3 separate regions of the Mus musculus genome follow, and regions 2 and 3 are each linked to region 1. The links are chromatin loops, found by intact Hi-C in ENCODE. Cell type or tissue: left cerebral cortex. All regions are shown on one strand. Links, peaks and the distances in the headings refer to the core of each region. The heading gives the core; the rest is flanking DNA.

Evidence for each region. Peaks named below come from ENCODE experiments on the same cell type or tissue, not always from the same donor. Only the 100,000 strongest peaks of a DNase experiment are listed, where the experiment ranks them.
Region 2: it touches region 1 in a loop (1.9-fold over the local background); 2 of 42 quality-filtered maps call a loop at or near these places.
Region 3: a loop joins it to region 1, with 4 times the contacts of the local background. A loop is called at or near these places in 2 of 42 quality-filtered maps.

Annotation. Positions count from the first base shown.
Region 1 is chr19:23,050,903-23,061,770 of GRCm38, forward strand. It overlaps C330002G04Rik (a long non-coding RNA gene), which reads right to left. Exons shown (of 8, transcript XR_001782629.2): 5 at 653-803. Among named protein-coding and RNA genes, the nearest start is that of C330002G04Rik, 20 kb to the right of the region's middle. In left cerebral cortex, for the core only: no CTCF peak of the experiment used is centred there; DNase peaks (open chromatin) are centred at 6,157, 6,579, 6,856 and 7,046; H3K4me3 peaks cover 929 bases; H3K27ac peaks cover 3,031 bases.
Region 2 is chr19:22,957,169-22,968,036 of GRCm38, forward strand. All of the region lies in intron 22 of Trpm3 (transient receptor potential cation channel, subfamily M, member 3), which reads left to right. Among named protein-coding and RNA genes, the nearest start is that of Gm52388, 36 kb to the left of the region's middle. In left cerebral cortex, for the core only: CTCF peaks have their summits at 3,455 and 5,105; DNase peaks (open chromatin) are centred at 4,100, 4,848, 4,996, 5,823 and 2 more places; H3K27ac peaks cover 2,797 bases.
Region 3 is chr19:22,972,803-22,983,670 of GRCm38, forward strand. It overlaps Trpm3 (transient receptor potential cation channel, subfamily M, member 3), which reads left to right. Exons shown (of 26, transcript NM_001362491.1): 23 at 5,490-5,640; 24 at 5,754-5,953; 25 at 9,781-9,913. It overlaps C330002G04Rik (a long non-coding RNA gene), which reads right to left. Exons shown (of 8, transcript XR_001782629.2): 8 at 5,945-6,075. Among named protein-coding and RNA genes, the nearest start is that of Gm52388, 52 kb to the left of the region's middle. In left cerebral cortex, for the core only: no CTCF peak of the experiment used is centred there; DNase peaks (open chromatin) are centred at 4,822, 5,894 and 6,521; H3K27ac peaks cover 1,737 bases.

The sequences.
Region 1 (10,868 bases), core at 1,860-9,859:
ACAGCAAGTGTACAGTGGAGTATAGTCATGCCAATACTGCTGCAGAAAGATAAACCTCCAGGAGACCCTGAGTGTGGCTGGACAGACAATGCTGATGGGAACTGATCAGAAAGCTGTTGCCAGGTGAAAGCTGCCAAGTGGCCAAGGTCTAGACTTCAGACAGCCTCTCCCATCAAGCCCAAAGGCCCAGGCACAGGTGCACTCCCCATATTCTTTCTTGCTTCATCTTCCATCCCATTTCTCTCTGTCTGTCTGTCTGTCTGTCTGTCTGTCTGTCTCTCTCTCTCTCTGATTTATTTATTTATGCATGTGAGTGCACTGTAGCTGCCTTCAGACACACCAGAAGAGGGCATCAGATCCCATTACAGATGGTTGTGAGCCACCATGTGGTTGCTGGGAATTGAACTCAGGACCTCTGGAAGGGCAGTCAGTGCTTTTAACCACTGAGCAATCTCTCCAGCTCCCCATCCCACTTCCTAAAACCTGGTCAGATAGATGATTGTTTGCATCCAAGACACATAGAAACCAAAAGAGGAAAATCCAGTGACAAGAGCTTCGAAGAGTTGGGGGGGGTGGGGACGACAAGGTTTATTGAGAGACAGGGTGATAGAAATGGGCTGGTCTCAAGTGGACCATGGTTGATATACCTCACCAGTACAACTGTTGAGAGCATCTTCCCGGGGAATGTCAGTCAAGTGTCTTCACTCTCTAAACCAGCTGACTGGCTGACTGGGTTTGAATTTAGCATTCACTGGTTGAGCAATCATGGGTGAGTTGTTGCTCCTAGCTTTGGTATTTCTCATCTGTTAAAAAGAAGGTAATGATTAAACGCTCTCCTAGGGCTTGATTATAAAAATTGTGTTGATAATGTATGTGATGTGCCAGATTCAATACCCACTATGGGTTGAGTGGCCTTATCTGGAAGGCTAAGGACCAGATGTGTTGCAGATTTAGGAGTTTTTCAGATGGGGTAGGAGTTATTTGCATAGGCTATCTAGGTTGAGTAACTCCAGTTGGAAAATCCCATCTGTTCCAACATCTAGAATTTCTTGAGCCTTATCATATAGAGTCATGCAACCTGCATTATTACTATCATTTGGATCTAGGCACATCACTAGCAACCCTGCTGATAGAGGTTATACAGCCTCCCTTCAAAAGCTAAAAACGCATCTATGCAAGAGAGACCTAGGAAACGGGGCAAACTCTCCCACACTGCACTTCAAGTTAAGCTCACGCTGCAGGCTTCTAGTCTCTTCCAGAGAGTGGACTGCCAGAAAACAGAGCCCCTGAACCCCGCCTCTTTCGAGCTGCAGCTTTGAAAAACATCAGTGGTGTGATAGCAACGTAGCTGGACCCAATTAGCATTTTCTCTCTTTTTTTTTTAAACCAAAATAAAATATAATAGAAAATATTGTTGTTGTAAAAGAATCCTGTGGTTCTTGTTTCACAAAGCCTTTTGTGTTCATTACACAAGGATTGGTGTGTGTGTGTCCTTGATATGTGTATAAAATGTCTTCCACCGTGGCTCATGTGTCAACTAACACAAGAGGTTGACAAGTATAGTCTTCATGCATGTATAAAAGACAGACACTACCATGTCCCATCGAAGTGAGGCAATGGTCTATATTTACAAAAAAAAAAAAAAAAATCAGACAAAATGGAGGACCAATATGAACACCCATACTGATGGAACTGGATTACTGCCAAGTATGGTAGTAAAAGCCTATAATTTCAGGAAGAGGCAAGAGGGACAGTAGTCAGTAGCTCAAGGTCATCTTTGGCTACATTGAGAGTTCAAGGATAGCCTGGGCTACATGAATAAAGAGGTGGAAGATAAAGATGACTTAGCAGCTAAAAGCACAGTCATCTGCTCTTCTAGATGTTCGGTTTCCATGTGGCACACATACAAATGTGCAGACAAAACACCCACACACTTAATATAAAATATAATAAAAGTTTAAAGGGGGAAACATTATTTCTTAGCTTTCCTTCCTTGGGTGTTCATTAAATACCAGCACCTCTCAAAGTCAAACATTTTTTTTCCCTCTTGTATGTGAGCATGTGCTTGGTTTCTCGGTGCTGCTGTAACTCCTAAGTCCAGGTAAGTCTCTCGGAATCATGAGTGAAGTTCTCTCTCTCTTTGAAGGTTCTGGGACTTCCCCAGTTCAGCCTGTGTGAATCTCAGGATACCATCTGTTCTTCATAAAAAGGTCAAAGACCCCATCCTGTGGTCCTTGTATTGGTCCCAATATTCTGATAATGTGTTGACAGTGACTTTTTCAAAAATAAAATCATAGAGACTCTCTTGGAACTGAAACCATCTTTGAAGTAAAGATATGCTTGTCAAAAATCTCCTTGTTGGCCAGGTTGATGGCAAATGCTGGTAATCTCAGCATTCTGGAGTCTGAAGCAAGAAGATCTCAAACTGGAGACCAGCCTGGGATACATCCAGAGTGTGACTATGTGCTTCAACAAGAACAAATGAAAAACTCTTTCTGTTGTTGCCTTCTGTAAGCAAAATCCAAAAGCCAGCCATCGGCACCCAGGCCAGGAGAAAGTCACTCAGTGGCCGTGGTGAGACAACCTGCCCACAGGCAAGACTTTTTTTCTGGCTTTGCCTTTCGAGCAACTACCATATTATCTGATTGGTCCAACGTGTTCTGCTTTCCCTGGTCTGTGTGATTAACACTGTCTCCTTTCACATCCTATTTCCAGGCTTGCTTTCACCTTTCCTAAAACCATGGTCTATATTGCTGAGTTGTAACATTGACTCAAACTTTCTTCAAGAACTTCAGATAACATGATAGCAGGCATGGTGGCACAAGCCTTTAATCCAAGCATTGGGAAGCTGAAACAGGTGGATCTCCACAAGTACAAAGCCAACCTGGTCTATGTATCAAGTTCCAGGCCAACTATGGCTACATACTGAGATCCTGTTTCAAGAGAAGAGAAGAGAAGAGAAGAGAGGAGAGGAGAGGAGAGGAGAGGAGAGGAGAGGAGAGGAGAGGAGAGGAGAGGAGAGGAGAGGAGAGGAGAGGAGAGGAGAGGAGAGGAGAGAGAGGAGAAAGGGGAGAGGGGAGAGAGGGGAGAGGGGAGAGAGGGGAGAGGGGAAAGAGGGGAGAGAGGGGAGAGAGGGGAGAGAGGGGAGAGAGGGGAGAGGGGAGAGAGGGGAGAGGGGAGAGAGGGGAGAGAAGAGAAGAGAAGAGAAGAGAAGAGAAGAGAAGAGAAGAGAAGAGAAGAGAAGAGAAGAGAAGAGAAGAGAAGAGGAGGGGAGAGAAGAGAAGAGAAAGGAGGGGAGAGAAGAGAAGAGAAGAGAAGAGAAGAGAAGAGAAGAGAAGAGAAGAGAAGAGAAGAGAAGAGAAGAGAAGAGAAGAGAAGAGAGGGGAGAAAGGATAGAAGAATGGAGAGAAGGAGGGAGAGAAGGAGGGAGGGAGGATAGGAGGGATGATAGGAGGAAGGGAAGGAGGGAGAAAGGGATGGAAAGAGGGAGGGGGAGGGAGGGAGAGAAGGAGGAGGGAGGGAATTATTTGTGCTTGACTATTTGTGCACGAAGCCCTGGGCTCAAGGGGAAGGAGAGATAAACCAGAGGAGGTAGTGCATGCCTGCAGTTGGGAGTTGGAGGCAGAACGGTCAGGAGTTCAAGAGAGTTCAAGATCATCTTCAGCTGCATATGGAGTTCAACACCAGCCTAGGGCTCATGGGAACTTGGCAGAAGGAGAAAAACAACAACAACACATGAGAAAGCAGACTCAAGCCAGGACTGACAATGAGTCAGCGCCAGTCCCAACAATTCATCCTGACCGCTTGGAATGCTATCAGGCAGCCTGGGGTTTTGTACAAACTTAGCAGGAAAAGTTAGTAAAGGCACAAGATGGAGAAGTGGGTATTCCTCATCTACATGAAATCTAATTTTTTTTTAACTTCTTCCTACACACATCAGCCTCCACCAGTCAGGACAAGAACTGCATACTACTTCCTGGATGACTCTACTTGATCCGCTGCTCTGTACGACTCTTTTCATCACACATACCACCTGTTCTCATAATTTTTCCCTTTCACCACCAGCTCTTGCCTCGACCTCCTCAAATGGAAATTTTCACCTAGCCCCTGACATCCTCTATGAACAGTTTATTACTTCTGAGGGTCTGTCAACATCCTCAGCTGTATAGATGTGTGTGTGTTCATGATATTCCACATCATGTATGTTTCGACTTCTCCTACTGGATAGTAAGATCTTTGAGGAAGTAAGCAGGCCTTGTTCATCTCACAATTCTTCAACTCTTGTCCCTCATTTAGACACAGCCAGATTTCAAGAGAAGATTGTAAAATAAATAAACTCTTTAGCCAATATTCTGATAGCATTGTGACACATGACTTAAAAAAAAATCAGAGAATCTCTTGGAACTGAAACCATCTCAGAAGCAAAGGTATTCATGTAGAAACCTTCTTAACAATGAAGTGTGACAGTAAGCACCTGTGTGACAGTAAGCAAGCACCTGTTGTCTCAGCTCTCAAAGCCGGGGGGGGGGGGGGGTGTCTCAAGTCAGAGGCAAGCTTGGGCTACATATGTGGTGAAATCTTGTGTTAATACGTAAACAAATAAATAGACCAGTTGTGATAGCATATACCTTTATTCCTAGCACTTGGGAAGCATAGGAAGTTGGTTTCTGTGAGTTCAAGACCAGCCTAGTCTACACATTCCATTCCAGGACAGTCAAAGCTACAAACTAGATAGATAGATAGATAGATAGATAGATAGATAGATAGATAGATAGATAGAAAATTAAAATTAAATGTCCTTGACAACCATGAGCAAAAAACAAACTTTAGAAGCCCCAAATCAGGAGGTGACACAACTGTGAATTCAAAGGAAGAATTTGTGTCATTGGAATAGCAGCAAGATCCTCATAGACAGCCAGTATATATGACACACCTATAACCCTTTCACCAATGAGCCTAGAATACAATCCACCCAGTATAACACAAACTCTCAAAAGAAAAGGAAAATCCAAACCCATGTCTCACACAAAGCTGTGTGATTTGCCTATTTTTTGTAAATGCAAGTGCAGAGGAAGGAACCTACTCCTAGCAAAAACCGCTATTGTGGCCAGATGTAGTGGTGCATGCCTGAAATCCTCACATTCAGGAGGCCAAGGCAGGAGAATCTCAGACCAAAGGGCTAGCCTGAGCTACATAGTAAGACCCTGTCTCAATAAACCATAACAATGCTAAGAATTGCTGTCCTTATTGTTATTATTATCAGCAGCAGGAGCCTAGAATGTCACTGGGCACCTACGATCTCAGCTTCCTGGTCAGATGAGAGGGGAAGTATGGACCATTAAGCAGCTTAGGTAACAGTAGAATCTCCTCTCTTCAAATGTATTGTCATTACTATTACCATTATTCTTAGTGAGTAGAAAAACCACTACAATCGCTTCTCAGCCTTTTGGCTAAGATCAAGTGGAAAACTACTACACTGAATAGCACCATCTAATCTACTGAAGTTTCACCCCGAGATCAGCCTACAGCCCGCAAGCCATTTGTGACCTCAAACTGCACACTTAGCCCTGAAACAAGGTGACTATTGTTCAGTAGAGGAACAGTGAGCCACCTTCCACACTCAGGCCTCTTCTCATTGCTCATTTGTATAGAAGCCACTGGCCCAAAGCCTTCCCCATCACATACATCTCCAACCCATAGCAACAAGTCCAAGAACACAATTTATAACAACCCATGGAGAAGCCCCAAGCACCAGGGACCTCATCTTTCCTTTATAGGAAACTAACTTTCACTGCTGTTCTTTGAATGCCTAAGAGGAGAAAAATAAATTAAAGAGAGACAGTGACAGACTTTATAATTTCCAAAGTTGGTGCCAAGTTCTGTCTAGGAGGAAGGACATTACAGGCATTTCACTCTTCCGGGAAAGCAAGGTTTGGGGGGGGGGGGGGGTTTCACGTTAGGCAGTGAAAAGCAAATGGCCTAAGCCCAAATCCCAAAGAACACCGTGATTTCAACGATTTGGGGGTTATCTGCCCTGTCTTTTCCCTCTGTGTCTGTGTGGTTCCTCAAACAAAGTGGGCTGGAAGGGTTCAAGCTCGGTTCACAGAAGGGAACATTCTGTACTCAGCCTGTGCCGGGCTGCGTTGTGTAAAACGAGATCAACAGAATGATCTCAGCCGCAGCGCAGCCCGGCAGCAGCAGGCACCACCGCCACCCCCCAGCCCAGCCCAGCGTTTGAACGTGTGGGCCCAGAAGCCATCTGCGGACAGTGACCGCAAAAGTGGGCACACGTGTGTGCCCCCGCACCCTCCCCCCACCCCCACCCCCACCCCCACCCCAGAGATGCCTTTCTGGTCCTGGAAGTTCAGTTCTGCTGTTTCTCACTGGAAGGTCAAGGGAGTTGTTAGCATATTTGTCTTTAGAGTTTAATTACAACTGAAGCACTTCCAAGGAAACTAGCCCCTGTGTGCACACTTCTACTTTGGCATCGATTGGAGCTTTTCAATCTGTTTGGATGTTTCCGTGCCTCAGATGACAGCGGTAATACTAAATATGCTACGGAGGCCGCGCCTGCGCTAAGAGGAGGCGGGGGCAGGGAAAGAGGACAGAAGACCAAAGGGAACGAACAGTCAAGACCATTGCCGGGGCTCCACTCTGCACCCGCCCCCAAACTTTTCCACCTACCAGATACGAAGCCTTTTCATCTTTTGTCTAGAATTTAGCGAACAATTCGACACATATTTATCCGATGCTTATTTTGTGCATGGGCCTGTTCATAAAAGAGTACCTGAAACAAAATTTTTTAGCAAAACGGAAGCCTGTCTTCCAAACTAGAGGACCGAGGGGAACAGAAAGGAAGAGGAGAGCTGTGTGACCATAGGTGGGGGAGGGGGAGTTAGGAAGAGAGGTAAGCAGTCTGAGCTGCTGGTAAGGACCTGAATTCATGTAGGTGTTTTCCAAAGCTCTGCAGGCAGACCACATGGTTGCCTACCAGGAATCTTCCCATGCCTGTTGTAAAAGATAGGGGGTGACACAAAATGCCCAAATCTCCCCGCAGGGGGTTGGTTGTAGGCTGGGCCTCTCGATGCCTCCTTTCAAGGAAACCCAGTCCTGCCCCGTTGCAGGAAAAAGAGAACAGCGGGTTGAAGGGCAGGGAGAAGAACAAAGGGCTTTCTGTGCAGGATGGTCTTGCCTCCTGATTTACTTACTGTCCTTGGGACATCGGGCAAGCGCCTCAGACTTGGTGCTGTTGCCGGAGAGTGCTCAGTTATTTAACTGGGGAAAAGCCACCTGTTTGCTGAATTTGCCTCTTATGGGGTCCAAGGAAACAGAATGTGCCTAATTAAGTAAATAGTAACCATGGTTGTTATGAGTGTAAGTGCGGGTCAGTGAGAGCTCTTTCTTAGATGTTGATTAAGAACATCACTACTGTGTCCTCTGAACTGTTTTCTCACCCACATATTTTCAGTGTTTTGACTTAGCAAGTGGTTGTTGAGCAGCCTCGCCTGCCTCCACGTCTGTGCTGAGCTGCTGAGCCTTGTCCTGGTGAAGTGTCCCCCTCTTTCTGGAGCAAGGGTGTCTGATCCAGGCAGCAGTACCTGGGGCAAGAATCAAATGCCTTCTCAAAGTGGGCCTTCTTGTTATGCTCAGTCTAGTCTCTCATCCATCTTCCAAGACTGATTTCTAAGGCAGTGGCAGCCTATTCCAGAGACAAAGGAGGTGCTTGGCCTGCCAGGGAGCTGGGGCTTAGCTGGAGCAACCCTGAAACAAAGCATTCTTGAGATTGTACTTGCAGAATGTAAACACCCTTTTCTCACTTCAGACCCGGAGCTCCTGCCAACACTGGAGAAATTACGATACAAAGAACCTCCAGGGCCTGGACATATTACCATGCACTGCTACCCGGGGAGGTAGGAGGAAGATGGCCTCTGGGGGACGGCAGTCATGGCTGTGTGTCCATCTGTAAACCAGTTCTCACTAGAACAGAAGACTAATAAAGATTCACAAGCCTCTCTGGGTATGGTGAACCACACCTGTAATCCCAACACTTGCAAAGGCTATGGAGGAGGAGGAAGAGGAGGGGGAAGAGGAGGAAGAGGAAGAAGAGGAGGAGGAGGAAGAGAAAGAGGAGGAGAATGGATTATTTCTATGCTGGAGAACCCAGTAAAGTAACCTGAGCAAGTGAAATCAATGCTAAATCTGGTAGATAGAGGAGAACTTGAATGAACCTACAAGCGTAGCTGCATTGACCTTGATCTTTAAAGAGAGATGGTATCCCACCACCCCTCACCCTCATAAATGACCTATTAGCCCAGCTCTGAGAGACAACCTGAAGAGACAACTCAAGCCAAAGACTATACATTGTCGGCGAACCACCATAGCTGAGCAGAGCATTGAAACCAGGAGAAAATGGCTACTGAGCATAGAAGCCAAAACGATGTGGAAGAACTTCTTTTTTTTTGGGGGGGGTTTTTTGGTTTTTCGAGACAGGGTTTCTCTGTATAGCCCTGGCTGTCCTGGAGCTCACTTTGTAGACCAGGCTGGCCTCGAACTCAGAAATCTGCCTGCCTCTGCCTCCCGAGTGCTGGGATTAAAGGCGTGCGCCACCACGCCCGGCTTTTTTTTTTTTTTTTTTTTTTTTTTTTTTTTTTTTTTTTTTGGTTTTTCGAGACAGGGTTTCTCTGTGTAGCCCTGGCTGTCCTGAAACTCACTCTGTAGACCAGGCTGGCCTCGAACTCAGAAATCCGCCTGCCTCTGCCTCCCGAGTGCTGGGATTAAAGGCGTGCGCCACCACGTCCGGCTGTGGAAGAACTTTAAACAAGAGAATACAAGCTAGAGGCGTACATGTGTTTTTCCAATACCCAGAAGAAGGTCGATTGCTTTGAGTTTGGGACAAGCCTGGGCTGTATAACAAATATCAGACCACCCAGAGCTATATAGCAAGGAAAAGGCTTGATTTTAAAGACCGTATATAAAGCACAAACTCTGCCCTTAAGTTTTATTCTAGTCTCTAGTAAGAATAAATGTGTCATTCCCTTGCCTTCTTTCTGTTGTTGTTGAGACAAGTTTCTACATTGCCCTGACTGTCCTAGAACTCACTCTGTAGACCAGGGCTGTCTTTAACTCAGAGATCTGCCTGCCTCTGCCTTCCAAATGCAGAGGATTAAGGGTGTGCAACTGCTCTTCTGAAGGTCCTGAGTTCAAATCCCAGCAACCACCCAACAGCTCACAACCATCTGTAATGAGATCTGATGCCCTCTTCTGGTGTGTCTGAAGACAGCTACAGTGTACTTACATATAACAATAAATAAATCTTAAAAAAAAAAGAGAGAGATACTTAGTGAACAGAAACTAAAACTTCAATGATATGAGCCAATGAAGACAGGTTGAGGGGACTAAAATTGCAAATGGTAGCGAGAAACCCAGAGAGGAGGAGGCTGCTTCTAGTGGCTAGTGGATACCCTAGAGGAAACGGTGACAGGAGGCAATAGAAGACGGGGCTCTTGGAATGAATGGACTCTTTTAGTGGGGACTTAAGTTTGGCTTCATAGTGTTCAGCATGAGCCCTCAACTTCTCTCCCTTGTGACCATTCTGACAAAGCCTTCATGCCTGAGATGCTCTGAGAGATGGCAAGAGGAACATGTGGGAAAATCGGTTGATGTGAACTGTTGACTCTGGCTTCAAAGTGGATATGGGGAATGAGCAGGGGCTCCCTGGAAAACCCAATCATGTTTTGTTAAATAGATGTGAGCACTCAAGTTGAGAGAGAGAGAGAGAGAGAGAGAGAGAGAGAGAGAGAGAGAGAGAGAGGAGAGGGGAGAGGGAGAGAGAGGCTCATCCTAGGAGAAGAGTTAGTGAAGATGCCTTTCATAAGAGGGATGAAAGGCCAGAAAACATTCCCATCACAATTGGATGACGGTAGCACATTCTTATCTAGGCTCTAAGAGCTACTCATGCAGTGGCACTGGTTTGATTGACAGCTCCAAGCAAATATTGATGAACAAGAATATGCAGGATAAAATCAGAAAGAATAGCTGGTCAGTGGTGGTGTACGCCTTTAATCCCAGCACTTTGGAGGCAAAGGCAGGCAGATTTCTGAGTTTGAGGCCAGCCTGGTCTACAAAGTGAGTTCCAGGACAGCCAGGGCTACACAGAGAAACCCTGTCTAGAAAAAAAAAAAAAAGAATAAAAAATAAAATAAAACAAAAATAAAATAAAAAATATGTCCTACAGACTTGCCAACAGGCAAACCTTACAGAGGCATTTTCTCAGTCGAGAGTCCTTCTTCCCAAATGAAGCTAGCTTGTGTCATGTGACATAAAACTAGCCCAGCCACTAACCTTCAAATCCTTCCAAGTTTCATATTTACTAAGGTCGTTTGTTTTGTCTCGGGAGATGTGAAGCCATCGATTTCTTATCAACTCATCGATAAACAAAAGTAAAATAAAAAGTGGCAGAGCTAGACACAAACTTCCCTAGCCCCACCTCACCCATACCACATGCCAATATTTACTTTGCTGCTAAGCACTAACGCTTCCATGTGCCAAGACCCTTCAGACCCTGTATCCTGGCAGATGAAGGATTGCCAGAGACAAGCACTGAACAGCAGCAGAAAGCCGGTGACTATTAACACACACTTCTTGACTTATATATGCAACTGTCAGATGGGACGATTCATCCACTTTGTTCAGAGCCAAAATATCCAGCTATGGAGAGTGCGCCTGGGAAGCCTCTACATTGGTGTGCATTTCAATAATCTCAAAAACATCTGCAGTACCCTTCTCCACAGACTCTTCTGACGCAGTTTGAAAATGTTATATAGGTGGGAAATTTCCGTAGCAGAATGAAGTATAAATACTTATAAACT
Region 2 (10,868 bases), core at 1,427-9,426, 94 kb before region 1:
CCAGTATTTATTATTTGTTATATGCTAGACACTATACTTAAAACTTTACACATAGCTCTGATTATGAATCACAGACAGTTGAAGAAACAGTCCAGGGAGAGTATGTGTCCTGCCACAGGACAGTTTATAAAGGGCAGTGCTGTGGGTTATAAAGGCATGCCTCCTGTTCCCAGGGCCTCGATTATGGATTCTCTATCCCCTATGTGTTTCAGGGTGTGGCAGCATTCAGACTGAGAATGGATGGGCAGTTTGGGTAGGAGAGGTTTTTCCCATCACCACACTTTCAATCTGGTGGGGCTCACAGGAGGGAAACACATTTCTGCAGCAGCTCAAAGAGGCTGATAATATTCTGGTGGAAGGGGGAGTTGATCTCCTAATGTGAGCCAAAGGGAATAAGGAAATGCATGAGGGAGATGAAAGAGAACGGAATACAAAGGGACTGTGAGCAATTGCGTGACAAACTATAAAAGCTATGTCCGTGCTCCTAATCTGGAGATACTTGGAAGTGAGTATTACATTTGAAATTTTCTGTCTTTTCCCTATTCTTGAATGGTTTTCTAGTCAGCCAGTGGATATTGTGTGGTAGGCTCTGCTTTCTGTAGGTGTCATGTCATAATGTCCTGGGATCCAATTAACTTGATTTATACCAAGATGCTCTACACAGAAGGAGAAAGTAGTTGAACGTTGGTCTGCAGAGAATATACATTTTATAATATCATTTAATAATGTGACCTAAAACTAATTTACTAATTTACCATCAGGTAAATATAAGTGAGCCAAAAGTCTGGATTATACAATTTTTTTTAAATACAGCTCCATTATTTTGACATGCACACAACATCTGAAATTAGACTCCCTACAGACTCTGTAGCAAGTGCTATACAAATACAGAGTCCTAGAATCCAAAGTAGCTCTAACTTTGAGCCTAAAGTAGTTCAGACCACCAAATGCATACAAGAAGAGAAAGATTCTGCAGTGTGTCTCTTTAAATCTCAAAATAGAACAGATTAACTCCCATGTTCCTTGCCCGTAGGTCAGTATTCTGAGTCAGTTCATGGAGGCACAAGAAGATAGACCTAAACAAAGCTGTGTATGTGTGTATAATTTTATACGTGGCTTATGCATATGAACACAGCAACAAAGATCTTACAGATACTGCTCTGTGCTTTTGACCTTACATGCCTGCCATCAACAGGGGCATTCTCTACAGTGGATCCATCTCCGGGATTCAGAAGCCATAGACACGATTGTGGGCATCTTGCTTTCTCAGATGCTAATACATAGCCTTCAGTGTGTGACATTTCTACACACTGCATCGCTGGTTCTATTATAATCTGAAGCAGTTGGAGCAGCACATATCCATGACAACCATGGATGGAGCCAGTCCCTTCAATCACCTACTAACATGAAATAATAGACTATTCTTCATGACAGACAGCAAAACAAGATCTGTGCTTTGTTCACTGCTTACATAAGCCTGTTGTAGCTGGTCCTTAGCCTCATCTCAACCGGCAAGCCCATCTTGCTGAGTGAAGCTGTCTGTCAAGGTGTCTGCAAACAGCTATGCCCGGGCAGAATGCCTGCTCTTGCACCCGTCTGCAGCACCCACTGAAATAAAGAGCTCAATGGTCACTTGGATAAAAGACAGATCCTGGGATAAACACCTAAAGAGGTTCGACTTAGAGCCTTCAAGTCTGTATACTCAATAGCCTTATCTAATACAGTAAGCATTTCAAAGTCTAAGCTTGTAGAGCATCTCACTGATGCGTCACAAGGACAGAACACTAGAAAAGTCAGGCTGCAGTCAGCAGTACATCACTCCACCCTCCCTCAAAATGACCCTCAAGGTCCTACGATGGCCAGACACTGTAGCGTATACCTTTAATCCCAACACTTGAGAGACAGAGGCAGGTAGGTCTTTGTGAATTCAAGGCCAGCCTGGTCTACATAGTGGGTTTCAGGTTAGCCATGGCTACATAGAAAGATTCCCATCTTTAAAAAAAATATATCCTCACTATTCAGAGTAGCATGGTGTGGTGGCTAGAATGTTAAAATAACAAAACCTGGAGACATGGTGGTCCTTGCCTCTAATCCCAGCAGTAAGGAAGCTGAGGCAAGAGCATTTCAAGTTCATGGTCAGCCTGGGAAACCGACTGAGGCCTTGTGGTGGTGGTGGTGGTGGTGGTGCTTGCCTTGTTGGTTGGTTTTGGGTTTTGTTTTGTTTTATTCTAAAGATGATACAAACTTAGGTCTGTATTCAGGACTTTTAGCTGTGTATAGACGAGTTACTTAGCAATTTTTTTGCCTCGGTTTATTCATCTCTAAAGTGGGTGTGATAATAGTGCTTTTTTTTTTTTTTAGTTGAAATTTATAAAACATACAAGGCAATTCCTGGAACAGAACAAGTGCTTAATTAGTCTCAGTAAGGTCAAAGTTTTGTTTTTAATTAAGTGAGTGGATAAGACCTTCTATAGTGATCCTTGACAGACTTAGTCCCAAGGTCATGATCTGACCTTGATATCTTTCTAGAACTGTGTCATTGCTGTGGTGATTGAATGAGGGACAGATGAGAACGCACCTGACCCGGAACCCGCTGAGCCCTTCCGCTATAAACACAAACTGCTTGCTAGGCCTTCACAGGGGCTTGCTGTGAGTGAGTTTGAAACACGCTTTGTCAGACCCGAATCAACCCTATTTCTTGAAAAGTGATAGAAAACAGCGTGTCTATTGGCCTCGTACCTGTGTGAGTTAGCAGATCCCATCACAGCCCAGATAGCTTACATGGTCACGTCACTGGACGTTGGTTTTATGTCACCTTATGTGGAACTCGATCTTTTAATTTTTTTTTAACTTTTTATTGATTCTTTGTGAATATCATGACATGTATCCCAGTCCCACTCATCTTCTGGTCCCTTCATATCAGCCTTTCACTATTTCAATCTCTCCTCAAAATAAAACACACACACACGCACATACACACACACACACACACACACACACACACACATACACACACACACACACACACACACACACACACACACACATACACACACACACACACACACACACACACACACAACAAGCAAAAAAGCATAGAAAAACTCTCATTGTGAAAGCTATAGTGTGTCCCATAGTATGTCCCTCTGTCCACACATCTTCAGTTGCAAAAGTTCAACGCAGTGAACAATTATATTGTATTGCAATGAGTCGTAGGTCTGGTTTGAGGCTTCTGTGGCACCATGAATATTGGATCCTCCCTCGCTGGGACTCCAAGCTATCCTGTTGATGCCCTGTGTTATGGAGATCTTGCAGCTTTGGGCTTGTGGGGCTGGCCCTTTTACACATCCGAACAGTTAGTAGTTGATACAGATTTTGGAGTGGGCCAACTCAGAGCCCTGAGTCTGAGCCTGGTGGTAGCTGAGCTGGTCAGCCTGCTGGCTCTCCCTTATCCACACCACCAGGGTGAGCTCTCTAGCACTGTTCCTGCTAGGCCACCAGTGCCTCCATCTGCAGGAGGCAGGGTCAGTTCTCCTGCTCTTATGCCAGAGCCAGCTCCACTGCACTGCCAGTCAAGCCACGGGGACTACCCCCCACCCCCACCCCAAGTGCTGCAGCCTTCAAGGGACTGGGTCAGCTCTCCCACTCATACCCTCGGGACTGGCTCAACGGTGCCTTTACCAACAGGGTCAGCTCCACCGTGTTGTCCAGGAGAAACGCAGGGCCCACTCTCCCAAGTGCGGCAGACAGTGAGGGTGTAGGGCTATCTCACCTGCTCTCATGACCCCAGAGCCAGTTCTCCCGACTGCCACAGGTGAGAGGAGGCATAATGCCTGCACCCACACCAGCTCTCCCATGCTCTCGGCCTCCCTCGGGACTGGCTGGCCTGAGCCCCCACCATCAGGATCAGCTCTGCTGTGTTGTCCAATGAGGTACAGGATCCATTCTCCCAAGTGCTGCAACTGGTGAGGGGCAAGGCTAGCTCTCCCGAGCTCAAGACCCCGTGGGCAGCTTTCGTGACTGCCGGAGGTGGGGAAGGGGGTGGGGAATCCATCTTTCTTGGAGTTCTAACTGCAGTCATGCATGCACAAGGTTTCTCAACATCCTGTCAGTGAACTTGACTTATTTTAGCTCTTCTTTCTTGGTGCGTGACTCTCCACGCTCTGCTGCCTATGTTTGCATTGCGTGTGTTTATATGATCACTGGGAATACAGCACAGAACCATTCTGCCACCCTCCTTTTACTAAACAGTTGTATAAGTTTGCACTCCCTCAAGTCCGGTTCTTTGAGAGTGCACCAAACAGCAGCCTTTGTCTTCGGAAGAGGCAAGGGATCGTGGCGGGGGGGGGGGGGGGGGGGGGCGCGTGTAGTTCAGCTTTAGGGTTTTTCCCACAGCTCTTTTCAGACTTACTTGGCCAAAGGAAGCACTGTCCATCCCCTGGTGCTCAGAGGACAGCGGCAGAGGCATTCGCTTCTGAAAACTGTGTTTTAAAGAACAAGCACAGATTTGGCTCTCACACACCACCACTTTATAAGCTGGGGTCTCTTTACAATGGCAGAAGGAAGCTACCTCCCTTCTCAGTGTTCTCACTGTCTGTAATATATTACACTAGGTTCTCACTGAGCTGAATATATTAATATATAGTTTTTTTTAAAACCACCTCTTTCACTTTTTATATTTTATATTTTAAGTCAAAGCACTCCTATCGTCATGAGCGAGCCAAATAGAAATTTTAAGTCTCTTGTATGTCATCTGATGAGTCAAACCATCTAGAGAGTTTTCGGGCCTCCTGCTGGCTCCAGCTTCACCACGGTCTTCCTGCCCCTGCAAAGGGTAAGGCACTTAAGGAGGGAAAGGGGTCTTGCCTATACCGAGGCTGATTGTTCGTAGGCACAGCAGGTGCTCGGAACAGTGTGTACTGAGCGGAACCTCAGTGGATTATAGCTACAGAGAGAAAAGCTAAGCTTGGACCCCGAGGCCATCTACAAGCGCCTCCCCCATGCTGTGAGGTTTTCCTCTCTGTAAAAGTTGCTTCTGCTCAAATCAGATTGGAGATGAAGATTCCTTCCGTGGACTGCTGCTTGGTCTAAAGGTGGCGCTAGCTGTGTGAGTGGGGCTGAGAGACAGCTGTGTGTGCCCTGCTTCTGTCTTCTGTTTGATATTCGGGTTTTGTTTTCAGACAGTGTCTGGGTATGTGACCCAGGTTTGCCTTCAAACACAATGTCTAGGCCAAGACTGCCCTTGAACTTGAAACCCTTCTACGAAGCTCTAGAGTCACTGGCATTTGCCACCATGCCCAGCTGCCACCTGTCATTAACTCCCTTCTGTAAGAGCGATACTTGCAGACTATAGGGTACCAAAACATGAATACCATCAGTGCTCCCCGCTGAGTGCAGAGGTGCTCCCTATTTTACTAAAGGGAGGGGGTAAACTACTAGAAAAATAAAAATCCTGAAAAGATGGTGTACCTGGGGCTGCAAAGCCATCAGGCAAAAGAATGAGTGGATAAGGAAAATTAGTTGGTTACTTGAAAAAAAAAAAACCAGAATTACAGGACAGAATGTTTTGTCGCCATGCCTGTCACCTCAGAACCTGTTTCTCTGAGGTCTCTCCAGAGGCCCCACGTGATGCTCTCTGCCCTCACCCTTCCCTCTTCTCCAGCTGCTCTCTCAGCATGGTTTTGGGCACAGGGACCTTCCTGAGCTCACAGCACACAGCAGGCAGGCTTCCACCTGGAGCCTTTGCTAAGCAGCGCCTGCTGTGTGGAGCAGCCCTTCTTCTGTACGTCTCTGCCAACAACCCCATCCAAGCCCAGTCTGTTCCCATCATGCTCTCCCAGCGTGGTCTCCTGGCCACCTGTACCCATTCTGGAGTCTTCCTGCTCCCGTACCGGTTGCCTCCCTACACACAACTTGGTTTGTTCATTCATTATACTCTTGCTTCTCTTTCATACACTCCCGGTGACCTCCGCCTCCCCTGTGCAGATGTTAGAACAACAGAGGCCCTTGGTGTTTTATTTCCTGGTACTTGTCCAGCCGGCCTCATACAGGACATCTATAAATACTGGTTAGATGGATGGCCAAGGAAGCTACTCATGCATCACCCTCAATTATCAATAATGCCATTGCTCGTATCATTCCCTTGGGCTTAAAGATGGAAATACTGAAGCTCTGACCTATGAGTAAACCCGAAGATACACAGCTGACAGTGGCAGATTGAGGACTCCACCTGAACCTGCCCAGGATAGCATCTTGTGTGTAGTAACTTCAAGAAATGATTTAATGAGATAGACCAGTGGCAGACGGCTAACAAGACAGAGAATTAGGAGGTGGTGATTGTGGGGAATAGATAAGCTGAGATGAACAGCAAAGGGTCCCTCCTCCATTCCCCTTTCTCCCACAACTCCATTTAATGGACATTTGGGGCGTATTATTTTAACAGATAAACCTATGAAGATTAAAATGCTTATTTTAATGGCATGCACCAATATTAGCCCTGTGTCTAAAGGTTTCCTGTCACCTACTTTATTATAGCTATAGTGGTATTGATATGCAGCCTACATTTGGATGTCTACTACCAACAGCACAGCAAGTGCTGGGCCCTGGCATCTGAGCCTGCCAACAGCTGTTTAGGTTCAGAGCAGAACGTGGGTTGCATGTGATCTGCATTCTGAACTGCTCAAGTATCATCAGTCGGCGAGCGGGCAGCTCTGATTGTAAGAAGAACCAGAGATGAGGCTACAAGGGGGTTAAGCTTGGCATCTGGAGTGCAGAAAGGGAGCAAGGGACATAGAGAAGGGAGTGTGCCAGAGGCTGGGGATGAGGAGGAGGAGGAGCCACGAGGATGAAGGGCTTTCCTGCATTATCACTTGCCATGGAATGTATAAGTAATGTCAGCAGGAACTGGCATTTGCCTATGTACATGAGGTGAATGTTAGGAGCTGTGCTGATTGCTTCTATAAGTGTGGTAGCCCTTAAGCGCAGTCTGATGAGAGTCAGTGGGAGCCATGGATCATGTCTGTGGTGCTGTTACAGCCTTCTGTCCCCTAAGGTGTATCCAGGCAAAGATGTGCCATCTGGCTCACTGCACAGGGCCCTCCAGGCACACACAGCCCTGATGTTCTATTACTAGGGGTTTTTTATTTTTATTATTATTATTGTTATAAGACAGCTCCTCTTGAAGAGGGTTCTGGCTTATCCCCCTTCAGATATCTTGATGAGCATAGACTCACTGGAGATGTATGGTTTTCTAAAATAGCATACAATCCCAATTTAAAGAAAACAACACACAGGTCCCCCTATGTGTAACAAGCAAGCTAAACTCATGTGACCTTTCAGGGGAAGCTCTCTATGGCCAAGGCATTAAGAATGGAATCTGCACTCTTGCACATATAAAAGGAGAACTACCATCTCCTGCAATGTAGAGCTCTGGGGTCAAGTGATAACTTGAGGAGTTCAAAGCCAGCCTGGGCTACATAGATGTTCTTGTCTCAAATAAAAAGAAATTACAGTGGGATATAAATGAGTGTTACAGCACACACTTGTAACCCTGGTATATGAGAAATGATGGTAGGATGGTCAGAAATTGAAAAAGTTACACACAAATCCAGCAATACACAAATCCAGAAAAGCAAAACATGGGTATTTACTTGTATTCATAATTCTTCGTGTGACTGTGACCCAAATGCTTGACAGAAATGCCTTAATGAAAGATGGGGTTATTTGGCATGCAGATTCAGAGGGGTCACCCCCATGGTCATTGACCCCACTCTTTTGACCAGACCATCATGGTTGCAGAAACAAGTGGTAAAGATGCTGCCTCACTTCAAAAATGCTGGGAACCTCAGGAGGGCTACTGCAAGGGCCCAGAGCAGGGTATAGCCCCAAAGGATGCATCCTCAGAGACCTGCCCCAGTACCGAGAGAGCCCCTACCTCCTACCTTTCATGCACACACACACACACACACACACACACACACCCCTAATGTCATCATACCAAGGGTTTCATAAACTCAGCAAGTCAGAACTTTCACGGTCTAAGTGCATTCTCAAGAGATGTCCCCAAATGTGAGCTTTACTAATTTGATTGGCATTTCTCAATCAAGTTTATAATTAAGGTTGTTATACTTGGTCCTTTGTATTTTTGTTGTTCTTTTGGTTTGAAGAAGAAAAATGCTCATCTGATCCTATTTTGTTAAGGCACATATCAAAAGGGAGGTGTGTGTGTGTGTGTGAGAGAGAGAGAGAGAGAGAGAGAGAGAGAGAGAGAGAGAGAGGTGAGCCCACAGCAGAACTGAGTTAAGCAGTATTTATTTACATCTTCCAGCCTGCTCTGACAAACTACTAGTCAGAAGCTGTTTCTCTCTAAGACACCAATGACGCAAAGGAAAACATTGGTTCCAAGAAAACAAAACCACTCTAACTAAATTAAAGAAAGATTGACGATGAGCCCAAGAGTGGATACCACAGAGGCATTTGGAAGCAGGAATGCAGCGTGGCGTGGGTTGATAATGAAATCGGAGGTGGTTTGGGAAAGTCAGCACCATTGCACACAGCCTCTGCCATCTGCTTTTCTCTCCACTCTCTAGCCTCTATCCCTGTCATGCGCCTCATCCTCCCTAGCTCTCTTTCATCCCTTCCCTCCTCCTCTCATCTTTTCAGATACCTTGCTTCACTCTTAGGGGACCAATATGGCCTGGTTTTACCTGTCTTTTCAATTAAGTATCTGCCATTGTCTAGCTAAAAATCTCTGCACTGAAGATTAGCTTCTGAAGGACAAGTCTGATTAGCTCCTGGTCACTGGGCAGTGATAGGATGTTCCAATCAGTCATGACCTGAATTAGAGGTGGAAGTTTCTTAAGCCTGCCCCACCTGGGTGTGACACAGTCTTTAACTCTTTAGGGCCCATCTGGCTTATAGTCGATTGCTATTTGCTGAGTTTTAGCTTTGAGCTACTTGGAAATCAATTCGCTATTCTAATCTAATGACTTAGAAATAATCGGGATTCCCAAACCTAGGTATGTTGTGGATCTATTGGGGGTGTTCTGGGGTTAGGGGAGAAAAGAGAGAGAATTCATTTTCTTTTCATCAGAGCAGAAAAAGTGGAGAAAGGGCTTTGTCTTCTTAAAGGCCCACCTCTTCCCACAATGAGAAGGGGAAAAAGTATCAGTAGACTCGATTATGCGAGAGGGAAACCATTCCAAACCCCATGCTTTAACCCACAGCACCTAATGAGTTTACAAGCCTGTGCACTGACTAACTGGCTTTTCTTGCCTTGGCTGCCTAGCATTCAGCTATCAGCTGATCCAGGAGAGCATCAGCTCAGACAACATAAGCATATAGGGGCTGAGGCTCCACGTGCCTGTGTCTCGGCTTCTGACTGGCGAGTATAAGCATGTCTGTCGTGGCTGTGGTTGAGATAGAAGAGTGGAAACAGATGCAAAAGGGCTTTCTCCAAGTCCTACATCGGTTGACAAATATTGACAAACATCCCATTCACCAAAGTCACCTATGTCACCAAATTGAGACTCAAAGACCAAGGAAATAGATTCCATACATGCAATGGGAATTCCACAGTCACTCAGCAAGGAGCTTGGAGACAGGGAAAGGGGGAAATAAGGGATGTTGAGACAATCCACCTGCTATATTACCACCTTAACTCACAGGTTTGAACAGCAGCTGCCTATGTATCCTCAGCCTTCACTAGGGAGACTGAGATACAACTGTCCTGATAGGAATTCCTAAAACAAAACAATGAACTACTAAGGTTGGATTGTTGAGGTTCTTTCCAAAACCAATAAATAAATGGCAATTTATATATAAACCTGCAAATAAATGACTACACACACACACACACATACACTAGCAAGAACATAGCACTGAGATATAAAAAGAATTGAATTCTCTTCCCTCTTCCCCCCAGAACACCCCTCAACATACCCATAACATACCTAGGTTTGGGACATCCTGCTCCCTAAGTCACTATATTAGAATAGATTTCTGAACAGCTCAAAGCTAAAGTTATGCTAATAATCAATGACTATACACCAGGATGGTCCTAAAGAGCTAAAGATTATGTCACTTGGACCCAGGTGGGGCAGACTTATGAACCTCATGCCTTTTCTTGGAATCCTGGGGCAATACAATGTTAGGAACAGACGAGAGTTGGACATCTTCTAATTTAGTGTTTCTCAACATTTAATCAGCCATATTCTGTTTTGTAACCTCTATTCTGTTCCTTGTAATCTTTCAACTGAATCAAGTTTTAAAACTCAATTTACTTTAAAAAAAAATATATGTCATGGCCTAAGTTGAAAATTACTATGGTTTGGTGTAAATAGAAGACAGTCACAAAAGAAACAAAAGGCGAACACCGCACTATTATGAAGTTCTTGGCAGGTGCGTAAGTCTGTCTCAACTTTACTGGAAAGTGGGGTTTGTGAGGGAGGAGTTGAGCAAACATTATCCTCTAACTGACTGTGTCTTCCTGCTGAAGTCAGGAACAAGTGAGCAACCCTTGCAAAGGTCATTTTCTTACCCTCTGACTCAATACTATCCAATGCTCTGTTCCCATGTCCTAAAATCAGCACAGACTCCCTCATTGGTAGCGCTACCCACCTGGGGAAAATCAACAGTCTAACTCTCTTTTCTCTTAGATGCAGGACTTGAGGCATCCTGCCAGTTTCTAATGGCTGCCTTTGAGCCACGTCATGAGACATCAGTCCATCTCTAGCAGCTGAGCTAAGGACTTGGGAAAGAAGGAATAAGACAGGAACTAGCTGGTGGTGCCTCTGTACAGAACCCAATCTGACCTGGTTTACAATTACCTTTATAATTCCTGTCCTTGACTACATGGGACACTGTCACCC
Region 3 (10,868 bases), core at 1,800-9,799, 78 kb before region 1:
AAAAGCTGGGAGGAATATCCATGTGAAGTGCCCAGTGGAGGCTGACACAGAACATCCCTTTCACAGATGTTTCAGGTCTTCTGTCTGCACTTCTGAGGGTCTCAGATAGAGAAAGAGGTGGGGTTAATATTTTCTGAAGAATTGTCTTGGGTTCCTTGAGATTTAGGTCAAGTGTCCACTAAACCTTGTGGACTTGAGGAGGACCCTTAAGAAAGACCCAACCCTTGCACTCCCATTTGATAAAGAGCTAAGAATGGCCCCATGCCTTGTAATAATTACAGCACATTGGCCATACCGTCAAGAGTACTGTCATCTAAAGAAGGATTCCAAAGTAATGTCTTAGCTGAAGGGAAAAGACTGTAAGGATTAATCAGCTTTGTCTGCGTGAGTACTGGATGGTGGGAGGGCTGGCTTACTGTGCAGGGTTATACAACAGCATACAGAGTAAAATCTTCTGTTGTTCTGAACAAAGACTTTGGGAGAAAAATTCTATGCTTTCTCCGTCGGTATTTTGCTACCATGACAGCTTTCTGTAACTAGCAGTTATGGTAGCACTTGGTGAGAACTAGAATTAAATAGGAAAACAACCAGACTGTGACCTGCTAGTAAGCATCAGTGTAGCACTTAGAGAGATGCATAGCATTGCATCCTGGTGTCTGGTATCACCATGCAGAGAGTAACACCATCTCTCTGTTTAGCACCTGCATGCACCAGATGGTACTCAGTTCTTCAATTTGGTGAACAAGAGAGACAAAAATTCTGCTCTCTGGGCTTACATTCTAGGAAGGATGCCGTTGGCCCTTTATTTCAGATTAGGTCCTCCCTATTTCAGTCCTGAGAATTAAACCCAATATCCTATTCATGCTAGGCAAGTACTCTTACTTACTGGAAAGGTGGGGGTGGGGGGCAGTTCCAACCATTGGAACGCTCTTTCACAATGTGTGGCCATAGAATTTTTTTTTCATTGCCCACATAATCTGGCCAGATTGTGACTAGCCTATCAGTGTGTTCCAACGCCCAATTGTCCATTTCTACCTATGAATGCATCATTAGCAGAGCAGGCATTTGCAGTTCCTTCCGTGTGGTGTGTCAGTGTGACCCACATACACGAAGCACAGGGATCCTTTCAAAGCTGGCTGTAACTGTGCAGATGCAGCAGTTATTGCCAAATTTCCCTTCTGTGCCCACATCTGCTGCCACTCCTAGAACTCACTTTCTTTGCTCCAAGGGTTGCTGGCTATGTATACATATCTGGCCAGTTCTTCATACTTATATACCCCCCCCCCGATTTTTGTAAATAGTCCACATTTCCCACTTCTGAGGCCACAGTTAGACAAAAGTTCATTATTATCAGAGAAGACCCTTTAAGTTGTGCCCTACATTGGGTGAGAAGGAAAGTAGCTGAATCTCTGCTTTAACTCCTAAAACTTAAAACACCAACTCAGGGCCAGGCATACTGGTGGATGCCTTTAATCCCGGATAGAGGCAGGTTGATCTCTGTGAGTTGGAGGGCATCCTGGTCTATAAAGTGAGTCCAGGACATCCAGAGCTTTTTCCACGGAGAAACCCTGTCTTGGGAAAAAGATGACTTAGCCTGAGCTTGGGGTCAGATGCTATATAACTGGGTACCACTTCCAAACTCCCTCTATACATGCAAGGTTCTAAATATGAACATTTTCTTTTACTGACTGTGCATGCGGATGAGGGAGTTGAGGGTAATTATACCACCCGGTACCCCCTCTATCTCTACTCCCACCAAGGTTTAACACACAAGCCTCCTCCCATCTCAGCCTCCCTGGTATTAGGATTACAGGTATGCACCACCACACCTACCTACAGTCAAGAGTCTTCATTGCAAGCAAGTGATAATGACCCCATTAAAGCTGACTTTGGAAAAACAGGCTTGTATGGTTCATGTAACTGGAGAGGGCTGGTTTCCTGCATGTCTCAGTTGGTCATAAATTTTATTTCTCCATAATATCCCTCTCATCCAGGCCCTTTCTACTTGACAGTCTTACATTTTGTTGTAACTAGGGGATGAGGGAGGCAGAGTGAGTTCACAGGGGTAGACAGAATGCTCTTATTCAAGGAAAGGACAATGGATATGAAGGAGCTAGACTCTGCAAACATCTTCTACAGGGACTCTATTGACTGTCATTGACAAAGACAGAGAGGACAGCATGCCACTTGATATAACACTGGTAGTGACTAATTCATGTTTGTTAAAGTATTGGTAGAGAAAAAGACCCAAATGCGAATCAAGAAAAGTGAGAAAGGGGGTGATGCAGTGATAACAGATAGTCTCCATATCCATAAACCTCCATCCATGTCATGTGATGTCTTGGTGCACAGCCCTGAGGACATCCCTAGCAACAACTTGCTAGTATCATAGGACCATTGCAATAACTTACCCTCCTTCCTAATAACTGTTGCTTGTCAGGTCTGGAAGACACCCTGTTCATCTTCATTAGTGGTAGACATCTGTGTGTCTGAGTTATCGTACTTTCTAGTGCCGACAAATACCCAGAATGAGAGTGTCATTAGAAGCCCTCATAGAGCAATCCTTTGCACTAACTGCTGCCCATAATGCTCACAGCTTCTTTGCTGATATTGCCAAATAAAGGCTGACTCTTAATGATTCACTTTTATTATCATTATCACTGTCACGAGGAACATCTAAGTCATTTCAGCCGCACTTGCTGTGGAATCTAGAACAGCTATTCTCAACATGTGAGTCGAGACCCCTTTGGGGGTGCCGCATATCAGACATCCTGCCTATCAGAGATTTACATTATGATTCATAACAGTAGCAAGATTACAGTTATGGAGTAGCAATGAAATAATCTTATGGTTGGGGGTCACCACAGCATGAGGAACTGTATTAAAGGGTCACAGCAGTAAGATGGTTGAGAACCACTGATCTAGATGACGTTCCTCAGACTGGCCTGACACCTATACCATCTGACTAAACCAAGCTAAGACCAAGAGCACGGATGCTCAAGGAAGCATCTTTTGTTTACTCAGTCAACAAATGCCTACTGTTTTCATGTGCATGCAAACATGCTGAGCCAAGAGGAGGGAGGGTAACCTTGAAGAATGATGCTCCATTGGGCATCTCATGTATGGTACAGACAAGTAGCTGGGCAGTGGCAGGAATGTGAGAGTCCCAAGACAAACAACAGGAGTGTCGGGAACATAAGGATATGACCAGCCCCATTCCGGCGGGGGTGGGGGGGCGGTGGTTAGAAAGTAGACTGCTAGGCATGCGTGGAAGAGAAGACACACACCATAGGTCAAGCTTGAGAGTGGGATTAGGTTGACCACCAGTCTAATGGAAGCAACAGAAACAATGTGGCTCAGAATCAGGAAGCAAAAGGGAGACTGGCCTCTAAGAACTACAAGAAACTTGGTCCAGGTTGTGTCCATAGGGAGAAGTAAGAAGGGGCAGCCCTGGAGAGCCACCTGGAGAGTTTAAACATCACCTGTCAGTGCATTCCCTTCCAAGACCATCTTACAAGGCTGTCTTGGATGCTCAGTAATACCCAGTTACGTCAGGAGCAAGATACACCCCATTCCCACATCCACTTATCTGCCATACAGAGACAAAGAGCGTGCCTTGGTCATCTAATCCTGGCCATAAAATCAGGGACTTGCTAGCCCACTGCTAGTAAAACCCTTGATGGCTGCAAAGGTATGTTTTACATTTAAAAAAAAAAATCATGTGGATTTTGCAACCTAATTAAAAGTTCAGTTACTCAACCACGAGACCAACTGACAAGGAAGGTTACAACGAGAACACTGTACCGACAACATCATGGGTCTTCTGGTTCAGTGGTCTTGGTGAGAGCTGGATGTTAGTAGTATTTCAGGCTGCTGGGTGCGAACTTCTGCAGAGTACAGTGCCAGGCAGAAGGAGTTCTGGAGAAAAGCAGGTCCCCTTGCTGTCCTGCTCAAACTTTGTAGACCCTGGGTCCTCATGCAAACCCTCCTGCGAGATTCTCAGCAGCACCCTATGGGAAGGGCTGAGCTCTCTTGAGGTGCTCTTACCCACTGCTAGAAGACAGACATAAAGTCAACCTGTTCAAAGGCCAATGTAAAGCAGATGGGAAGGAAGGGCTAGCTCACCTACTGCTTGCCCCTACCTACAAGCAACATCTAGCTCTGTAATGATTAGAATGAGACTGGTCCCTATAGCCTCATATATTGAATGTTTGGTTCCCAGATGGTGGAACTGTTTAGAAAAGTTTAGCAAGTGTGGCCTTCTTTGAGTAGTAGATGTGGCCACGTTGGAGGAGGTATGTCACTGGAGGGTGGGCTTTGAGGTTTCAAAAGTCAACACTAGGCCCAGTCTCACTCCCCTCCCTGCCTGTGCCTGTGAGTCAGACATAAGCTCTCAGCTAACACTCCAGCACCATGCCTGCCTGCCTGTTGCTATGCTTCCCACCATGATGGTCATGAACAAACCCTGTGAAACTTGTAAGCAAGACCCTAATTAATTTTTTTTTTAATGTTGCCTTGATCACTGTGTCTCTTCATAGCAATAGAATGGTAACAAAGACAGGCTCTGTGAGCCACACTGTGCAGGGCTCTTGTTATCCAGGACTCCTCCCAACCCCTTTCATTTACCTGGAAACTCCAAGCTGGCCTCATTAGCATATTACTTCTGCTCACCCAACCCCACACAGCACCTTCCTTCTCCCTCCCACCTCCACTTCTCCCCGAACACCCCTGCCTTTGCCATTTAGTCACTGGAGTTAGGTTTTCTGTCGTGTTCCTGAAATGCACATATTTGGAATGAAAATGTGGTTGGCTTGTTTTTCATAGACAAGTAGCTGTGGGCTCTGTGGTCCATCCCTGTTACTCCATTCCCCTTTATCCTCTCATCCATCAGGGACACGGAGTGACAAGCTCTCCGGGTGCTTCTCAGGGTGCTGTCTGGCACTGTTCCTTCTGTACTGAGACAGCAAATCGTTGGCCAAGGCTGTGGCTTGTTTCTCACAACAATTAACAGTTGCCCTGGTGTTAATTTCTAATCAATAGCCTGCCATGCTTGGCTCCAAGCTGTCAGCTGGAGGCCTCTACAGCACATTTTGAAAGTAACTTGCCAGGAGGTAGGACTTTGGCTCTGGCTCCTCCAAAAGCCCCCACCAAACATTTTAGGAACACCAAATGCCCTCTCACCACTACCAGGGGTTGAGGGACTGAGGGACCAGGCAGGTGGCTCTAGACACCTCTTTGAGTCTGATGACAGATTGGGGACACAGGTGGAACTGCCTCTCCTCAAGAGTGGTGGCCCTTTGAATATTCATGAAGATCTCATTTTCCTATTTTGGCTTTTTTGAAACTTTTTGCTGTTTGAGGTGGCTGTATTTTTCTTCCATTTAAACCCCTCATTTAAATGTCTGTGGCTCTCTCTCTTTTTTTTTTCCTTTTTAACTTAAATCAAATAGCCATGGTTTCTCATTTTTTACCTGTGTCACTTCCTCTAGCTCCCTGTGGACAGAATGAGACCCGAGAGGATGGCAAGACAATCCAGCTGCCCCCATGCAAGACAGGAGCATGGATTGTCCCGGCCATCATGGCCTGCTACCTCTTGGTGGCGAACATCCTTCTGGTCAACCTCCTTATTGCCGTCTTCAAGTGAGTGGCCACTCCTTAAGGCATATGGGAGGATGGATGGGCAGCAGGCAGAGGGAGCCAATACTTCGAAAAGTCAATACTTGTTTGTCATGTGACTCTCCGGTCTGTTTCAGCAATACATTTTTTGAGGTCAAGTCGATATCCAACCAAGTATGGAAATTTCAGAGGTACCAGCTCATCATGACTTTCCACGAGAGGCCGGTTCTGCCCCCACCGCTCATCATCTTCAGTCACATGACCATGATCTTCCAGCATGTGTGCTGCCGGTGGAGGAAGCATGAGAGTGACCAGGACGAAAGGGACTACGGCCTGAGTGAGCTGCAAGCCGGCGCCTGCAGCCGGAAGTTCCCAGCAATTCCCATAGGCAGTCAGGCAGGATCCACGCCTTCCTTGGTTCTCCTGCCTCACGCGTATTTTAGGGGATGGGACAGGGACCTGCATGATAAGATACAGAATAAAAGGAAGACAGTATAGCATGAGCTGAAGACAGATTTCTTAACCACATCCAGTTAAGAGAAAAAGCATTCTCCAACAGTGCTGACTCCACCTTCACACACACTTCCTCAAAATCAGCCACGTTAATATGCACCAAGTGCTAAATTAGATATAATTCTTTAAACAGTGTATCCTGAGTTTTATTCTTCCATGCTCATTTCTGGGACTGTCACTATTCCAGATTTTCAATGTTTTCTAAGCCTTCAGCACTGTGCCTATGGGATTTTGTTTTATTTTTTATTTATTATTTTTAAGAGAATGAAACTTGCTTTCAAAGCACAGAACAGTGGCCTCTCCACCACCCACCACCCACCACCCACCTTCTAGCCTGGTGTTTCTGAAGGGAAGTTTGGCTGACACCATGCTGGAACAGTTCCTCACTGAGTAAGAAAGTGTGACTCATTGCAGGAGACTTAACATATCCATCTCTGCACATTAAGTACCATTGGCTCCTGCAGGCTCCTAAATGCCCTGTGGGCATAAACTCTAGAATTGCTGGAAGTGCAGTGACTTATAGACAATCTACTGTGCCTATTCCAAATGTGTCAAGTCTACATCTACATTAAATCCACAAACTCGAGCCTCTGGGATGGTGGTCCAGGAATCTACCTCTGGTCCATGGTCCATACACCCATGGCTTAAAACTGGAGTTATTTAGTCAACTGTTTCTCTTAAGCTGAAACTCCTAGTGGTCTCCCTGACTAAGCAATGTCCTAGACATTCAAATCAGACAGTTGGAAAGACCTAGAAATTCTATCGTCATTTCCTTCTGAAACACAAGTTTAGGCAAACAGAAAGCTGGGGTGCCCTGATATTTTGTCCTCAAATCGTGTCCGCCTGGTCAAGTCCTGGGCAAGGAAGACTGTCTTGATTGCTACCTTACAAGAATATTGCGCTGGGGGTCAACTCGGGGCTCCAAGATAATTTCAATAAAGCATGAACATCAGTGGTAGAAAACTTGGCTTAGCTAGAGAGTACAAGATGACTGGAAATACAGTGCAGGACAGAGGGCTGTGGGATTAATTTTTTCATCATCATCACAACCAAATACCTAACAAAAGAAACTTAAAGAAGGAGAGATAGTGTTCATAGTTCATGGTTTACAGATACTCTGTTTATTATGGCAAGGAAGGCCTTGGAAATGATAGGTCTCCATAGCAGCAGGATTATAAGGAGCTGGCTAGCCAGTTCCTCCTACCTCCAGGCTATGAACTTTAAAGACTTATCCACAGTGACCCAGACAGACCTCACATATCCTAATACAGCACTGCCATCTCTCTGAGGACCAGTTACTCAAATGCATAAGCCTGAAGGAAGGGGATTTTTGTGTTCAAATTACAACAGAGGTCATCCAGAGACCTATTTCTACTTCAGAGCCCATTTCATAGGTCTAAGGTCTAAGAAGCCCCACCAACCTCATCTATGTGATTTGCTTTTGTTGTGCCCTGTTTATGTGGCAGGGTCTTACTTTATAGCCCTGGCTAGCTTGGAACTCACTATATAGACCAGGCTGGCACCATCCTAGCAATTCCCTACATCTACCTCCCAGGTGCTGGGATTAAAGGCATGTGGTACCACACTCAACCATAGACACTATTTTCTTATTTTAAGCCAGAGTAGTATTAGATGCATCACCGGGTCTCTGCCCATGTGGCAGGTGACACAATTCCCAGAGAGTTCCTTCTCACAGGGAAGATCTTGAAAATTCGACAGGATATGCAGAGTGAAGAGCAGAGAGGAAAGCCCTGCATATATCCACCCATCGGGGAAGAATGGAGATCTCCCTTTCAGCCTATAGCTTTCATTAAAAGATCCCAGGGCATTTCCAGGTTCTTGCTGAGCCTAAGAGTAAACTTTGAGATATATGGTAAAATCTGACATGGTAATAGATTTTTTTTAAAGAATATTTTATATTTTATTCTTTTAAAATAGAGCAGCATAGGACTAGGGGTTTGGCTCAGTCTGTAAAGTGATTGTTATACAAGCATGAGGTCCTAATTCTAGATGCAGAGCATCCACAAAAATGCCAAGCAGAGAGATAGCAACAGTGTTTGAAACACACACACACCATACTCCTGTGTGCTCACGCATCCACACATGCACATACTCACACACAAATATCAAAGAAGTCTAATGAGGCACTTGTGCATATTAGGACCACTCCTTTAGATCTTAGAAACATCCCTAGCAGAGGGCAGCATGAGTCCTTGGCATCAGGGAGGGAGTCTCTATACATGGCCTCTCTTCTTCTTGACCCGAAATTTCATGGCCACATCTCAGGCATCCCTCGGAGCCTGCCATATTTGAAAAGTGCAGTCTGACTGTTCTGGTCTGGTGTTTTCTATATTCTCTGTGGCTTTTACAGTCATGTTTTATAGCCCCTAGCAAGTTCTAATTGATGTTTCTAGGCAAGCAAGAATGATCTAAAACATAGCCCCAAAGAGCTGAGACTCTGCCCTCCTAACACTTGAGCCAGTCCCTGTGGCATCTCAAGGGCCCAGGATGAGAAAGACTTCCTAATTTGGGAAATTTCCAAAGCAACTCTCTTTCTCACACCCTGTTCTATAAACCATTCAAAGGCTCACAATTCCACCAGACTTCTATGGCTATCACACAGATGGGTATGTTTACCTTTTGTTAGCAGAAAACCAGAATAACAATAGCACAGATAAAGGAGACTTCTTTTTCTTACATAAAAAAAAAGTGAGCCAGTGATCCAGGACTCCCAGCCATGGCTCACTGAGGCCAAAGCCCCAAACTCTTTCTAGTTTTCAGCTCAGCTCTTCCTTTTGTGTCAAGTTAGTTTTCAAGGTCACAGCACAGACGCTGAGTTTCCGGTCATCAAATATTTAAGTTGAAGTTAGGAAAAAGAAAGGAAACTGAAAAGTATAGAAAGAGCATCTCTCTCTCTCTCTCTCTCTCTCTCTCTCTCTCTCTCTCTCTCTCTCTCTCTACCTGTGTGTGTGTCTGTCTGTCTGTCTCTGTCTCTGTGTGTGTATGTGTCTGTCTGTCTGTCTGTCTCTGTCTCTCTCTCTATGTGTATGTGTGTGTGTCTCTGTCTGTCTCTGTCTCTCTGTCTCTGTCTCTCTCTGTCTCTCTCTGACTCTCTCTGTCTCTCTCTCCCCAATCAAGGAAGCAAATATCTCTTTCCTACATGTCAAGAATGACTAGAAATGTGTTTATGTGGCTCTCTTGACTCTGAATAGAAAAAAAAAAAAAAAGAGAGGGAGAGGATGAGGTTGAACAAAGAGTATCAATCAATAACATCGGCATGTCTCACTACACAGCCCAGGAAATTTGGAGCCTTTAAAAGACATCCATGCTTCCAGTTGCTTCCTTTCCCTTCCTTCCTTCCTTTATGTTCTCAGTCCTGCAGCTTCTTAATTAAGCCCAGCTCCTGTGGTAGCCAGGTATACCCAGGTGGGCTCCAGAGACCGCACTACTCTGTGGCTCAGGAAGAAGCTGGTGATTCGAGTGGCCTAATTAGATTTGGACTCTGTCTGGAACTTACAATAGAATCTGGGAGAATTTCTCCAGCCTGGATTTCTTTAAAAACTTGTCATTAGGCCACAGACCAGATGCTGCTGTGGTCCCTGCTCTGTCTTACGGCTCTCTTCCCACCCCACTCCCCCTCCACTCCCACAGAACTCTTCATAACTGACGATGAGCTCAAGAAAGTACACGATTTTGAAGAGCAGTGCATAGAGGAATATTTCCGAGAGAAGGATGATCGCTTCAATTCGTCCAACGATGAGAGGATACGTGTTACATCAGAAAGGTGTGTTCCTTCACACAGGTGCTTCCTGCCACAGGCCATGTTACCAGTTAAATTGTTCTCACATCTCCAAAACATAGATCTCATATGATTAGCTTTATTGCCCAAGAAAACATGGACCTTCTGAAAGAACAGGACATTGCCTGTTCAGTCAGTTGATCAAAGTTCCAGACTTAGAGACCCTGGGTCTTCCCAAGAAATAGTGGAAGGTTTGAGCTGGATGGGAGAATTGGTAAGTCTAGAACAGATCTGGCTTGAACCAGAAGCTGGAAACTTTTGTCCTAGACATAAAGAAAAGGAGACCCAAACCCAACAAGTTCATGTTTCATACTATGATCATTAAGCATTCTTATTCAGGAGAATAGCCCCTGTTTGGCTTATGTGTGTGTCCCATGTCTTCTAGATAAACAAAAACATAGGTTCTGTCAATCAGTGGGAATAATAGTTGGTATTTTTCCAAGAATTATTATTTCCAATAGAACATGATGAAGAACAAAGAAGTTCATCGATTCAGATTATTTTGTCACTTATCAAATGGCTTTGAGAGCCAAGAGACGTATAAGAAAAATCTCCTACACAAACATTAGCACCTGTGCTCTGGTGGTAAAATCCACATCACAAGACAGGCATAGCCTCATGTGCACCAGTAACCATGGTGCTGTCAGGGGTAGAGACAGTAGGACCACTGGGGCTTGCTTAAGTTAAAAAAAAAAGCAAGCTCTAGATTTACAGAGAGATCCTGTCTCAAAAAAGTAAGATGCAACACACACACACACACACACACACACACACACACACAAAGCATGCACATGCCTGGGAACACACAGGACAGATATCTAGATAGCTCTAGATCTAAGCAAATGCTCCTATGGTTTCTTGTGTCTCTTGCATGACTTTAGACTAAGAAAACCATCATTCCAAGCCGGTGTATTCATAACCCAGCATTAGCATTCAAAAG